Linked DNA regions of Homo sapiens: region 2 is linked to region 1. A link is an interaction called in ENCODE POLR2A ChIA-PET data of the cell type or tissue named here. Cell type or tissue: PC-9. All regions are shown on one strand.

Evidence for each region. ChIA-PET counts read pairs that join two places held together with the same protein. Peaks named below come from ENCODE experiments on the same cell type or tissue, not always from the same donor. Only the 100,000 strongest peaks of a DNase experiment are listed, where the experiment ranks them.
Region 2: POLR2A ChIA-PET joins it to region 1 with 13 read pairs; 6 of 35 experiments call an interaction of 5 or more read pairs at or near these places.

Annotation. Positions count from the first base shown.
Region 1 is chr3:195,511,884-195,519,883 of GRCh38, forward strand. PPP1R2 (protein phosphatase 1 regulatory inhibitor subunit 2) reads right to left here. Exons shown (of 6, transcript NM_006241.8): 5 at 7,135-7,302; 6 at 2,545-5,059. The coding sequence ends at 5,013. Among named protein-coding and RNA genes, the nearest start is that of PPP1R2, 27 kb to the right of the region's middle. RefSeq lists a silencer at 4,955-5,155. In PC-9, no CTCF peak of the experiment used is centred here; no DNase peak of the experiment used is centred here.
Region 2 is chr3:195,383,679-195,391,678 of GRCh38, forward strand. The region is part of intron 2 of ACAP2 (ArfGAP with coiled-coil, ankyrin repeat and PH domains 2); the gene reads right to left. Among named protein-coding and RNA genes, the nearest start is that of ACAP2, 55 kb to the right of the region's middle. In PC-9, no CTCF peak of the experiment used is centred here; DNase peaks (open chromatin) are centred at 1,493, 2,073, 3,253 and 4,743; H3K27ac peaks cover 1,775 bases.

The sequences.
Region 1 (8,000 bases):
CTACCTGAGACTGGGTTATTTATTTAAAAAAGAGGTTGAATTAATTCACAGTTCCACAGGCTTAACAAGAAGCATGACTGGGAGGCCTCAGGAAACCTACAATCATGGTGGAAGGCAAAGGGGAAGTAGGGACATCTTCACATGTGGCAGGAGAGAGAGAGAAAAGGAGTAAGTGCTACACACTTTTAAACAACTAACTCTCCTGAGAACTCACTCCTCATCACAAGAACAACAAGGGGGAAATCTACCCCCATGATCCAATCACCTCCTATTGGGTCCCTCCCCAACAATGGGGATTACAATTCAATGTGAGGTTTGGGTGGGGACACAGAGCCAAACCAAACATATCGGAGATCTTCATTTGGTACGAAGAAAATCCACATAAAACTCTGATAAATGGCAGTGGCTTGCTAGCCCAGCCTTCTCAGTCTCACCTACCAGAAAGGCCTCCTGAGAATGGCTGCAGAGGGTGAATGTCTTCTTACTCCTTCCTTGTTCTTGCAAAGCAGCGCTCCCTCTCTGCTCTGCACACCTAAGCTTGAAACTCTTTAAAGGCAGGGAAATAATCTTATGTGTGTATTTCCCAATTTAGCTTGGCACAGTGCCCTATGATAAAATGCTTATTTTTCAATTGAGAGTGTCTTTTACATAGGAAGATAAAAACATAGAATTCTGACGCTAAGTAATTGCTTATACAGGGATACTTCCAAGACCAAGAAGCCTAACTAAACGAGAATGTAACTAAACTTTGCTTCCTATGTTCATTTCATTAGTCTATTATTGGTAACACTTTTTCAGACTGAACCATTAGAACAAGGCATACTGAAAAGCTGCTTATAATCCTCTTTGCTTAATAAGTGAGGTCAAATGATATTAAGATATAAAAGATTAGCCTGCAGAATCCTCTTCTAGTTCTAGTCAACACTGTCATCAATCCACACACAATTAAACAGATAGGAGCAATTTATAGGCGTTATCTTCCAGTTGCAACAATTCCCATTGGTAATAGAACTGAAATGCCGAACACTTGGCAGACTTTACTGAAAAAAATTTCAGGTTGGGCAGTTGAGATAAAATCATGACTAAACACTTGCCAAATGCATCCTCACTCACCTACTCTCAGCGTTACCTCCCCCAATAATTCCTCAAATCAAAAACCTGATGAGTCGAATCCCAAAACCACTTTGCTGGAGTAACCAAGTTTGGGGGTATGAGCCACAGACCAGAGACACTTGTTATCTGCTCTTCTATTTTCTTGACGGGTAGCAGACGTGCTCTTGTCAACCAACTATGCAAAGAGTGGACAGCGAGTGTAAGACATTCCAAAAATCTGCTTGAGCAGCAGGTCTTTGGAATACTAGTCTATCAGTACAAAACCACTGCAGCTTATAACCAACCACAACTACACATTAATCTGTCCTGAATATATATTTTGCAGTTTCTTGCATAAGTTACCAAAAAGTAAAATCTTATGTTTGGCAAGTTGTATCCGATCCATCAATACCCTGCAGTTATTGCTACCATGTCTTCCTTCTTTCACTGATAAACCATTCTCTTCCTCTTTTAGGAGAAAGTCCAAGTTTGATATATGAGAGACCCTGGCCTATTGCCCTACTTGGGATGTTATTTGATGGACAAAATGGGGTGGTTACAGTGAGATATGTTTGAAAAAGGTAAAACTAAGTTTTAAATAGGTTCCTATAAGCAGGACTGCTCAGACTCCTTATTATGATAATAATGTACATAAGTCTCCAAGAGGCTGGGGAATAAAGTACACAGTATGTGCGAGGCTTGTTTATTGCCTCATTTTCACGGAGCATGGTGTGGGATAAGGGTTTCATGGAACACACTGGGCAATCCTGTGTTGGGTACATGTTGGCTTTTATAGGCTGACACGGTCCTTGACTTGTTAAGATGGATTGTATGAAAAAAATCACGTTCTGAGCTTGAAACAGCCTGCTAAGAAACAAACTTGCAAAACACAACCAAATGACATGCATTCATCTCCAGCCACTGGCTATTTGTGCTTTTGAGCGATTTTTCCTAGATGGCACACAAACTGCAAACAAAATTAAGTTATTTCCAATTTTTCAGATTTTAAAAAACCCCAGAAGCTCAAACACCTGAAAAATGCTACTCCTAAAGCATAGTTATGGATCAATAATCCATATACATTTATTTGTAAGGTACAATTTCTAAAATGTTTTCTACATCAAAAAATGTATGAATAAAGACCATGAAATTTAGTTAGGTTTGGATTTAAATCCTATCATTTAGCATGTGTGAGGCACTGAAATGATTAATAAATAAGTTGACCAAGAGCACTTTCCTCACTTACAAAGTGTAGATAAGAATGCTTGCCTTTGTGTGGTGGTTTTGAGGGTTAGATGTAAGGGACTGAGCACAATGCTACTAAGACTGAGGAAACTACTCGGCCACAGCGTAATCCATGATCCACTCCTGGTATCCAGGGCAAGTGGTCGATGGATTATGGTCTTGAGATAGCTAAGTAACAATAAAATAAAATCCACACACAGGCAATTGTCATATTATTGTATTTTATTACAGTACGTGTAGTGTATACTAACTGAAAGGGAAAAATGTAAACAAAACCAAAGTCATGGGGAAAATGGCATCTTGCTTTAATCTTCAACTGAAAGTTACCTTAACAATCCATTTACACCATTATGTCAAATTTTAGTCATCTCTGCAGAATTTTAGACAAATGAAAACAGACAAGGTAACACCAAATAGTTAAGCACAGAAAGTGATACTGATTAAAAAGTTGAAAGTAAAATCTACCTTGGCTAGAACTGAACATTCAGATCTGTCTCTCCAGAGGAAAATCTAACTTGAATCATAATGGTTCATATTTTGACTAGTTCATACCCTATCAATTACCTACTTATGACTTGAACATACCTTTTCTCAGCTGCATGTGACAGCCTAAAACCCCACTGAGCATGCTGCTTGGCATGCCTTACTCCTCTGAAATCATCATCTACTTTCTAAAAACCAGAAAATGAGTTTGTGATTTAAATTTCAAAAAATAGTTTGTAGAAAACACAAAAAGAATCAACTGTTTAAAGTCTTATCCTTTTCTTCACTCTATGACAGCTACTTCTACAAAAAAAAAAAAAGAGTATGTGGGTACTTTCTAAGAACTCAGAAACAAGAAAACCAAAATCAGAGGGTGCATGAATATATGTGCACGCACATGTACAGACTTAATCTCTACATCCCCCAAGACAGATTTAAACAGGTAATCCCAACATTTTAAATTCAGAAACCAGAGACAAACAGTTTTGTTTCTAAATCAGTGGTATTCCTAGCTGAAATGTTTAGAATACTGCACTCACAGTTCAGCAGTACTTTGATTATATATCTCATTCAAAAAATCAAAATAATGGCCACATTCTTCTAACAGCAAGGAATTCTCCCACTTTTTATTTATTTTCAAATACTGCTGTTTCCATAAACCTGCAAGTGGAAGATAAGCTGTTCAATAAAAGCCTTCTTTCATATATGTATCTATATATAAAATATACAGACGTTATTTTAGAAGTCTGTTCATATAACAGATTATTTTGGTACTAACAAAAGTTGTACACAATTCATCAATTGTATGGCTAGAAATGAAACCATAACTAAACCAAGACACACAGGGCTTTCCTGCACTTGGTTGAAGGAAAAAATTCCACCTAATTCTTACTGCGTTAGAAGAATAAAGCACGTTTGTCATAGTACACATTATCGTAGTCCCTTAAAGCAGGGACTATTTAACAATGTCCAGGCTTACTTCTGTCTGTACATTCAGGAATAATCATATCACTGGTTACATACAATTCTCATGCAAAGAAAACCCTCAAAAAACAAACAAAAAAAACCCTCAGTTAGTTGTTTTCTTAAGTCTAATTAATCCAAACTAATAATAGCCATTTAATTAGCAATCTGTAAATCAGAGAGGTATAGAAATTCAGCAGCTAAACTGTATTTCCCACCTATAGCACTGCTGCTACTCAAACTATTTTCTTCACGTATTAGAAGAATTCATAGGCATTGATGGTCAAAATAAGAATTTCAACATAGCAGCAAATGACAGAAGAGTGAGAGAAAGAGCTCCTAATGTGGTGACAGTCTTAATGATCCTTTAAAAGGTAGAAGATTGTGTGCGTATGTGTGGAAAGGAGTAGGAAAGAAAAGCAGGAGGTTAAGACAGGTATTTAAAGGGAATGGCGAGATAGCTACATTAGAATATTTATTTTTTTAAAAAACTGCTCTGAAGTCTGCCCAGTGTACCAAAAACATTAAAAAACAAAAACAAACAAAAACCCCCCAAAAACAAAAAACAGAGCAGACATTGGTGAAAGTTTAACCTGATAATTTATTTGTGGGGAAAAAAGCTAGTTTTGATGAGAAAAAGTTCAGTCCTTTCCTTGTAAACACAAAGAAACTCAACAGGAATTTTAAAAATAGTAGGTCAGAAAATGCAACAGTAACTCTTATAATTCTTTTCAATTAAACAGACAAATCAAGTTGAAGACAAGTGTTAAAATACTATTCAGCCTAAATATTTATCAGTCTATATATCCTGTTGTTCAATTGGCTTTTGATTTTTAAAAAAATCAAATCAATAAACTTTGTAAGAGCTACCACATTTCAAGTGATGAAAATAAATTAGTTCCCCCCCAAAGATATTGTTTAACTTCTAAAGCATAAAAAGCTCTATAATATCTTATACAAATTAACCAGTGTTTTTACAAAAGTAATGCAGTTTTGGACTGATGATATTACACTGTATTTGTGGTAAAGTACTAGGCACAAGAATATATATATCGATTAGGCATTTTCAGTCTAATCAGTCTCTAAGTTTATCATTTAATTCTTGGCAATATATAATAACTGGTATGCATTTTGGTACTTAAGTCATGAATTGTGAAGAACAAGAAGCAACGTACTATAGTCACAGGGTTTACATCTAACAAACAATTGCAGTGTTGAACAAATCTCGTCTATGAACTTCGTAATTTGTTTTGCTGTTGGTCACTTGGAGTAGATCCTGCAAAGATAAAAGAAAAAGTCAACATAATTTGTTATATGTTGTCAACCCTGGCTAAAGTTCCCTTCTATTAGCATGCATGACAAGCAAATATAAAAATTTTAAAAACAAATAAGGTATATTTCATGTAGGCTGATTTAGACTGAAATTGAAGAATCTATACACTCCCCTAAATAGTCTAAAGAACAGAAGTGTCTACTTGCTGATAAAACAAACAGGTTTCAGATTGAACATTTCTGTAAGTCACAGGTGGAAAGGTAAGAGTTTACGACAACTCCAATATCCAGAGCTATAAAAAGATACATATTTATTACCTGAAAGCTATAAAATATCACCTAAGAGTCCAAACATGTCATTTTCTCCAATGAATTGTGTGAATGGGGGAGGAAAGGGGGAAGGGAGGAGACTGGCACTGTCCCAAAACTAATGGGTTCTATAGAACTTAGAGATCTGAAAAGCTGGTAAAATGTTAAGGGCCCAAAAAGGGTAGGGGGTAAATAAGGTACTTATTTCCCTAAGTCTTATCCTATTCTTGTGGGTTTTATAATGCTAAGCAGGATATACTCCTTTGCAAGGTGTACTTCATCTCCAGTGAAGAAAAATCAGGCACTGACCTAATACAAAATTTTAATCCTCCATTAAACTTAAACAAAAAATATATTTATGTACTAAATATGTGAAATGTAATATCTTATAAGCAGAGACGGACAAAATGCCATAGTTATTTTTCAAAAGAAATGGCGTTAAAACAAACAAACAAAAAACGCTGCCTCTATAACAAAAAATAAAATAAAAATAAAAATGGATAATAAAAACATGCCACAGCTACTATGTAAGATGAAGTTTGCTCAAGTTAAATATAAGTTAAACAGACTATGGGATATATAATGGAAATGAAAGGCTATATGAAATAGACTAAAAGGTTGAAGCATATTACGGAATAACAAAAAGTACTGTAATCCTGACACTATGAGACAGCAACTCATCAGGCTGTATCATAGAATTATTCATATTTAATACTATGCTTACCAAAATGGTAATACAATAATTATTTAATTTCCTAAGACTTAACCATTCTGGGCACCACAAATAACATCAGTTACGCCTCCACTGAAAAGTATGAAGTTTGTAAGTACAAGGAGTAGGTGGTGGGCACAAAAAATCTCCATTAGTGATGCAGAAGATTCACTTCATTAAATACCAGAGTAACAGTTCATAAAAAATAAATAAAACCTATTTCCTATGACAGATCAGGAGTTGCTAGGCTGCAGGGGCTGGGTGTCTAAGACTTAAAAAAAAAATAAAAACAAAAACAGTTAAATAACTTGTCAATCCAACAGTCAAAAGAATCCGTATTGGAAAGATATGACATACTTTGTATCTAACGGGATGTAAAACCAAATCTTCCATACTAAAAACATGTTTCAGGCTGGGCGCGGTGGCTCATGCCTGTAATCCCAGCACTTTGGGAGGCCGAGGCGGGCGGATCACAAGGTCAGGAGATTGGGACCATCCTGGCTAACATGGTGAAACCCCATCTCTACTAAAAATACAAAAAATCAGCCAGGCGTGGTGGCAGGCGCCTGTAATCCCAGCTACTCGGGAGGCTGAGGCAGGAGAATGGCGGGAACCCAGGAGGCGGAGCTTGCAGTGAGCCGAGATCACGCCACTGCACTCCAGCCTGGGTGACAGAGCGAGACTCTGTCTCAAAAAAAAAAAAAAAGTTTCATTTAAAAATTTTAAATTTTAGATCGTTATGACAAATACAACATGACCTAAAATATTCAAAACAAAATATAGCTTAATATGAAGACAAACATCCTTGCCTAAAGGCAAGTAAACCATAAGAAAGCCATATAATAAAACATATGGTCTAAAATCAAATCAACTCTAGGTATAAAAACTTTATTATTCTGAAATTGGCCATGCGGGTTAAAACTTTAGAAACATTTGGTATAATAAAGCGAATCTCAGCAAAATTTTCTGTTTTTTCACAAGTTTAAAGCAAAATAAAGTACATTATCTTAGGCATAGACCATTACAAAAGTCTCAGTGACATTTTCCAAACATCTAACCTTGATTTGATTCTTCCGTATTCATGCTTTCTCCATCTGCAGTCTCTAACATTTCTTCATCTTCATCATCATCATGTAGGTCTTTTGAAATTAATTGTCTGGCTAGTTTGATATTGAGTCCTTCATTGTAGTGAAGCTTCCTTTTCATTTCAAATTGTCGCTTTTTTTCTATAAGATGCAAAATGTAAACTTAGGAAGTTTGAGCTCAAGGATTGGCCCATGCCTGTTTTATAAATAAAATTTTATTGAAACAGTGATGCTCATTTGTTTTTGTCATGCTTAAGGCTGCTTTTGTGTTCAATGGCAGAGTTGAGTAGTTCGTAATAGAGACCACTGGGCCCTGCAAAATTTAAAATATTTACTATCTGGCATTCATCTCAATGGAAGAACAAGAATATATCCAGCCATTAGAAATTATATTTGTGAAGAAAGATTAAAGCTATGGGAAAATTATCCAGAAAGAGTTAAATGGTGACAAAAGAGCGAGTTACAACACCATATACTATATTTACTATGTACAATGCCTGTCACATACACACACAGAGAGAAAAATAAGACTCAGCAATTAACAGTGTTTAATTCTGAGTCAAGGAACAATGAAGTAGTTTTAATATTTTATTATTTTCTATTTTTATAATTAAGAAAAAATCCTTTAAAACAATTCTTACCTGTTAAGAAACTGCCATGATTTAAGACATTGTTGGCTAAAAACGTAACCTCATTTTCAGAGTAATTTTAAGAAAAACGTATTATAAAGTAATGGTGAAGTGACTCCAAAATATTTCATTTTAGTCTTCACCATAGAAACATAAAGCTGGCAGCAACACAACTGATCACACTAGAGCAACTATTTATGAATACATAAT
Region 2 (8,000 bases), 130 kb before region 1:
TAAGGAAAAAACAAACACAGTCAAAAGAAACAACATAGGAAAACAATATTAAGATAAATCACAAAGGACAAGTTTCCGTACCATAAAAAAGGGTATATAAATCATTTTGAAAATCCAACTATTCACTAGAAAAAATGGGTAACATACATGCAGAGATAATTACCCCCCAAAAAAGAGATACATGTGTCTTAAACCCATGAAAAGATATTCATTCTCACTATAATAAAAGAAATGGAAATTACTATTTTTTTTTCTTTTACTAACAGCAAAGATGAAAAAGTTTGATAACATGCTGTTTTAAAGAGGGCAGTTATGGGGAAATAGTCACTCTCACGCATTGTTGGTAGGAGTGTAAATTGGTACAATATCTACAGAAGGCAGTTTAGCGAGAGCTATCAAAATTTAAAACATACATACCTTCTAACTTCGCAATTTCACTTTTTAAAATGTATTCTACAACTATATTTTACAGATAGGCCATATGACACATGTAAAGATATTCACTGCGGTAACAGTAAAATATTGGTAGCAAGCTAAGCGTCTCTCAGTGGACAGCTAGATAAATAAATTATGATATAGCCATGAAAGGTAATACAATTCAACCATTTTTTAAAATGAGACAGCTCTATAACAACAAATAACATCCACGATATATTAAGAGAAAAATCAAAATGTAGAACAGTGCTAATATTTTTGTTGAAATGGGGAGAGTCATTTGTACTGAAGAGTACAAATACTTTTATATACTTAGAAAATTTTGTGAAAAGGCCAGGCATGGTGGCTCACGCCTGTAATCCCAAAACTTTGGGAGGCCAAGTTGGGCAGATCACTTGAGGTCAGGAGTTCAAGACCAGCCTGGCCAATGTGGCAAAACCCCACCTCTACTAAAAATACAAAAATTAGCCAGGCATGGTGGTGCGCACCTGTAGTCCCAGCTAGTCAGGAGGCTGAGGCAGGAGAATTGCCTGAACCCGGGAAGCAGAGGTTGCAGTGAGCTGAGATCATGCCACTGTACTCCAGCCTCAGTGACAGAGCGAGGCTGTCTCAAAAAAAAAAGAAAATTGCACAAGGGCGCAAGAGAAACTAGTTCAGTGCATTCCTCTAGGAAAGAGATTAGAAAATGACTGATTTTCACTGGGTACACACTTTTTTACCTTCAAATTGTGTACTACATAGGTGGTATTATGCAACAAATTAAATTCAAAAATAATTAAAAGTTTCCATAAAAACAAAGAGAGACAGGTTAATAGTAAAATATTACGGCAAAAAATATAGGGTTCTCAGCTAAGTCTGCTTAGGTTCAACCTACTGTCATACTTAAACATCTAAGTGAGACTGAGTGAACTTAACCTCAACAAACTTCCATTTCTTCTTCTGTATCACACATAACAATGGTACCAAACCATATATGGTTACTAAAAAAAAAGACTAAGGGAATGCACATAAAGATTCTTAGCACAGGCGTGGCTCATGCCTGTAAGCCCAATACTTTGGGAGGCCAAGATGGGAGGAACTCTTGAGGCCAGGCATTTGAGACCAGCCTGGTCAACAACCCTATCTCTGTATTCAAAAAAAAAAAAAAAAGATTCTTAGCACAAACTTACTGGCACATGGTAATTATTCAATAGAGATTTGTGCTTCCTTGTCAGAGGGAGAGGTTTTCCTATTGTTGTTTGCTTTTGTTTTGTTTTACTAAGAAACAAACTTAGTAAAAAAAAAAAAAAAAATCTTTATCTACTTAAGATAGAGGTGGCAGAGAAGGGAAAGGAGAGAGATGCTAAAGCAAAGTCCTGAGGAGGTAAGGGGCTTGGAACTGCATAGAAAAAGGGATACTTTTATTATTCAAAGAAGCAGAAAAACTAAAATGGTAAGAACAGATTCTGTTAAACTTCTAGATTAGCAGCAAGAAATAAAGGCATTCCCACCAAGCAGAAGAAGAGACAAGGTCATCTGTTGAGAATGAAGAACAATGTGGCAAATCCTGAGGTCTTGAAGAGCCACTAACGGTAACAAGAAAGGCACCTGACTGGGTCTGGAGGAAACTGCTTTATATCAAGAATTCCAGGAATGTGTAGCACCATCAGTTGGTTTCACCAAACAGTTGTGTAACTTCCCCTGTAGGGTTTTATAGGCCAGATACGGGACAAATAATATAGATGGTCAGACTTAAAATAGTGGAGAATTCTGCAGAGTAGCTATTATGGAAGGGACATGAAAGTCTCTGAAGAGAAATAATGATGTAATAACATTAAGAGTACTCTGAAAGGGATCATAGCAGCATTATTTACAACAGCCACAAAAGGGAAACAACTCAAATGTCCATCAACTGATGAATGGATAAACAAAATGAGGTACATCCATGCAATGATGCATTATCCAGCTATAAAAACAAAGGACTGATACATGCTACAACATGGATGACTCTTAAAAACATGCTAAGAGAAAGGAGCTAGTCACATAAGACCAAATATTGTATTATTCCATTTATTTGAAATGTTCAGAATAGGCAAATCCAGGGACAGAAAGTAGATTAGGTTGCCAGAAGACAGAGGGAGAGGAGAATTGGGAGTGACTGCTAATAGATACAGGGTTTCTTTTTGGGGTGAAAAATATTTTGGAATTAGATAGTGGTGATAGTTGTACAACACTGGGACTATACTAAAAACCATGAATTACTCACTTTGAAATACTGGATTTTATGTTAGGTTAATTTTATCTCAACTTTTTTTAATTACAAAAAAGAGGAATACATTGAAGTGTATTTAAAAATTATCTGAGCAGCCATAAAAAAGAATGGGTTCATGTCCTTTGCAGAGACATGGATGAAGCTGGAAACCATCATTCTCAGCAAACTAACACAGGAACAGAAAACCAAACACCGCGTGTTCTCACTCATAAGTAGGAGTTGAACAATGAGAAAACATGGACACAGGGAGGGGAACATTACACAGCGGAGCCTGTCAGGTGCGGGGCAAGGGGAGGGAGAGCATTAGGACAAATGCATGTGGGACTTAAAACCTAGATGATGCGTTGATGGGTGCAGCAAACCACCATGGCACATGTATACCTGTGTTACAAACCTGCACATTCTGTACATGTATCCCAGAACTTAAAGTAAAATTTAAAAAAAAAAAAAGTGATCTGGAATATCACAAGCGGATAGTGAAAGACCAGAGGTAGGGCTGAAGAACAAAAGCAGTAATGAGGCTGAGAACTGGAAGGACTGGAGACTCAACTCAGAAAGTAGGATATCAGCATTCCAGATTTCAAAGATTAGAACCCTGGGTGATGAGGCACAGAACATAGCCATGAAATAGGTATCAGAAGTAGAACAGAGGTCACCATCACAGGAGTTACAGAGAAAATGAAATTGTCATACAGCAGAACCACATATACGCTGCAGCTATCCAGGAGGAAGGACGGACTTGGCAATGAAGAGGGAGGGAGGCAGAAAGAGAGAAGACTGAGATTTTGCCAGCTGTCAAAATACTTGTTAGATGACACTGATAAATGAGATTCTAACTGAATAATATAAACCTACAAAGAGGGAAGATTTTTACCTACAACAAGATTAAATGTCAAGTCCATCTAAATTATCAAACTAATATCCCTAATTCATTCAACAACTTTTTACTAAGCAATTACTATGTCATAGACACTCTGCCAGATGATAGGAATACAAACAACTTATCTGCTGACTATCCTTGAGTAACATACTCTCCAATTCTTGTTTTTTCATGCGCAAATTAGGGATATCAATTTTGCAATATTGCTATAATAATAAGAAATAATATAAGTAAAACATAAGACTTTGTATACACCAAGTACACAAAACAAATGAGGGTTTTTTCTTTTTCTTTGGAAATGGGGTCTTGCTCTGTCACCCAGGCTGGAGTGCAGTGGCGCACGCACACAACCACGCCAGGGGCACCATACCCAGCTAATTTTTGTATTTTTAGTAGAGACAGGATTTCACCATGTTAGCCAAGCTGGTCTCAAACTCCTGACCTCAAGTGATTCGCCTGCCTCGGCCTCCCAAAGTGCTAGGATTACAGGCGTGAGCCACCACTCCCAGCCCATTTTTCCCCTTTTTAAGGACAATCTCTCTTCAAGGAGCTAACAGTCTGTTGAAGAGACAGCATCATTGTTTATTTAGAATTTACCACGTGCCAAGAACTGTGCTAAGTACTTTACATGTATTATCTCATTTTAGTTTCATAATAATCCTATGAAATAGACACTCTTATTTTCCCCATTTTGGAGAGAAGAAACTGAGGCACAGAAAGGTTGAAGAGCTTGTCCAAGGCCATATTGCTAGTAAATGATAGAGCCAGACTCAAACCCAGCAGCAGCTCCAGGCTTTGTGTTCTTAACTACCAGGTTATGCTACCACCCAAAACTATAATATTATAACAGCTTAAATCAGAGTACATGCAAGAAACAATGCAACAGAAGAAAAAGAGCCAATGTTTGTGTTCTTAACTACTAGGCTATGCTCCCCACCCAAAATTACAATACTATAACAGCTTAAATCAGAGTACATGCAAGAAACAATGCAACAGAAGAAAAAGAGCCAACATTTGGTAGTACTTGGCTGAGATTTAAAGAGTATCTGCTCAATGGGGAACAAGCATGCCAGTCAGACAATGCAACACATGCAGAAATTAAGCCTAGATGGCAACTATGATGCACTATGATGCTGTCAATGACAGAACACCTGGCAAGAATGGATCAATAATTGAACTCCGTAGAGCAATGCCACTCATAAAGCCTTATTCACCACAAAGAATGAACTACTGGTGGCATACATTATAGGCAAAGTCAACAAGCTAGTTTAACCTGTCCCTGGCATGATTTACAATGATACTATAGGTGGAACTTGCCCTGCACAAAGCTATGAAATCATTAACCTAGACTTGGAGCAACCCCTCCACCACCCACATTAGTCCTTCACTGACACTACCTTCAATAACAACCACTTCCTCCTCTCAGCCTCTCTTCTCTATGCTAACTCCCCATAGTTTCTAAAATAAAAATAATAGTTAATAGATTAACAATTTGAGCTGGGCATGGGGGCTCACGCCTGTAATCCCAGCACTTTGGGAGGCCAAGGCGGGCAGATCACCTGAGGTTAGGAGTTCGAGACCAGCCTGGCCAATATGGTGAAACCCTGTCTCTACTATAAATACGAAAAAATTAGCCAGGTGTGGTATCGTGTCCCTGTAATCCCAGCTACTCAGGAGGCTGAGGCAGGAGAATCGCTTCAACCTGGAAGGTGGAAGCTGCAATGAGCCGAGATCACACCACTGCACTCCAGCCTGGGTGACAGAGCAAGAATCCATTTCTTAAAAAAAAAATTAAAAATTAAAAAAAAAAAAAAGAATTTGGAAGAGGTACGAAATATAAAAGTAACTATGGAACTTTAGTGCGAGGGAAAACAGTGATTTTTTTAAGCTGTCAGGTTTCCATGTGTCTTGGTAGCCCTTTGGGTAAGACAGACTCTAGAACGGGCTTATAGTTCTTAGCACTCAATGTCGATACTTCAATAACTTGTTTCAGATTTGAATCTTTTGGTCTGAAGATTCTAGCAGTGTGTGTGCCCTACCCCAAGTGAATAATACAAAGGAAAAAAGAATCCACTCATAACAGCAAAATAATCAGCAAAAACACTGTCAGTGGATTCTATCTGTTTAGGTATTTTAAAGTCTGAGGTGTCCCACCACAGTGTTTCATATGATTTACATGTGGTTCTACCTTATTACCTTACTCTTATTTCATGTATATAATACATATGTAATAATATATGTATCACTTATGTATATATAAGTAATAAGATATCCTTCTTATACCACTCTGTGATTCTAGAAGGACTTGCCCCTCTACATACTCTCTCATAAATCTTCCATAAAATCAAAACTATATTTTCTGTTGTCTACTTTGAGAATTTAAAATTTTGTTTTAAAGAGTACTTGAAAATAAATGTAATGCCTCAGGGTAAAAAATAAAATAAAATAAAATAGTAATAAAAAGCCAGACATGTAATTTTTAAGTAGAAAACGAAGGCATTTTCAAATAATCTCCTTATCCAAAATTAAAATATTAATTTTTACAAAGACTTGCTGGAAGCCAGCTAGCGTTCCTCAGAACCTTTCCCAGTGGCAGGTGCTCCCCCAACGCGGATCCTGAAGTGCAGTGATGCGCAAGAAGAGCGCTGAACTGATCATAAAGACAGAGGGGCCGGGTGCAGTGGCTCATGCCTGTAATCCCGGCACTTTGGGAGGCCGAGGCGGGCGGATTGCCTGAGCACAGGAGTTCGAGACCAGTCTGGCCAACACGGTGAAATCCCGTCTCTACTAAAATACAAAAACTTAGCCAGGCATAGTGGCGTGAGCCTGAGGTCCCAGCTACTTAGGAGGCTGAGGCAGGAGAAGTGCTTGAACCTGGGAGGCGGAGGTTGCAAGTGAGCCGAGATCGCGCCACTGCACTCCAGCCTGGGTGCCTGAGCAAGACTCTGTCTCAAAAAAAAAAGAAAAGGGGTTCTAGCCCTGGTTGTGCCTCTTCTACTTTGTGATTTGAAGCAAGTCCTCATCACTTCCTTGGGCTTTGGTATCCTCAGCTATAAAACGGGAGTAATAACACTTGTCCTATCTAACCCTACAGGATTATTGTAAAAATTAAAAGGATACTACTATATATTACAGGGCTTTAAAAATTATACAGTACTATACAAAAATAACTTATCTCTAAACATCTTCTAAAATTTTGATGTAATTTGTTTACATATAGAACTAAATATAGTTTCTAGACTATTTATATTATATAAAGATGTGTGTTTCATGGTTTCAAAACATTTGAAAACCTTCAGCTTAATATATTTTATATCCTTGCTACTCAAAAGCGTGGTCCATGGGCCAACAGCACGGGCGTCACCTGGAATCCGGTTACAAACACAAAATCTCAGGTGTCTCCAGCTACTGAATCAGAATCTGTTTTTTCACAAGATGGGATCCCCAGGGAAGATCCCCCAGGGGTTCCTAAGCAAAGTTAAGGTCTCAGGAGCACTACGTTACACAGCAATGCCATTTATAATTATAATTATTAAACTAGAAAATTATTTTCAGAAAAGGTATTTCAAATATATACATCTGATTTATCTCCAGAAATTTAAAGAGAAACATGTAAATGAGCAGTGGTTTCAGAAGTATCTAAACAAATGGATCGGAAGCTGTCTTACTCATTCTACTGCTTCTGCCTACTATATAGCAAACAGTGTTTCTTGGACAGACACCAAAAAAATCATCAATAATATAGATGGAGGGAATCAATGTACATTTACCCTTCCATAAAATATGACCATACAGATTACTGAGTATCTATAAGTATTTCTGGTATTAGCTTAAAAATGGAATTAATATTTTAAATTGTATTTACATTTGAACGTGGCCAGACCCAAATTTATACAATGGTCAGGTTATATATGAAATCCATTAAGCAACAAAAAAGAAAGATGCAATCTTTTTGGTAGAAAATACAGAAAAAGCTTCTCTTTCTTTTTTTTTTTTTTTTTTGAGATGGAGTTTCACTCTTGTTGCCCAGGCTGGAGTGCAATGGCACGATCTCAGCTCACAGCAACCTCCACTTCCCCAGCTCAAGCGATTCTCCTGCCTCAGCCTCCCGAGTAGCTAGGATTACAGGCATGCACCACCACACTAATTTTGTATTTTTTTAGTGGAGATGAGGTTTCTCCATGGTGGTCAGACTGGTCTCAAACTCCTGACCTCAGGTGATCCGCCCATCTCAGCCTCCCAAAGTGCTGGGATTACAGGCGTGAGCCACCACACCTGGCCCCAGAAAAAGCTTCTAACAACATAAAGGATGTTTAGTGAGCTTTGAAGTCAGACATGGATTTGAATTCCTGCTCTGGCACTTAGATTAGACTTTACACAAGCTACTTAGTGTCTCTAGTCTTACTTTCCTCATGTGTAAAACTGGGATAATAA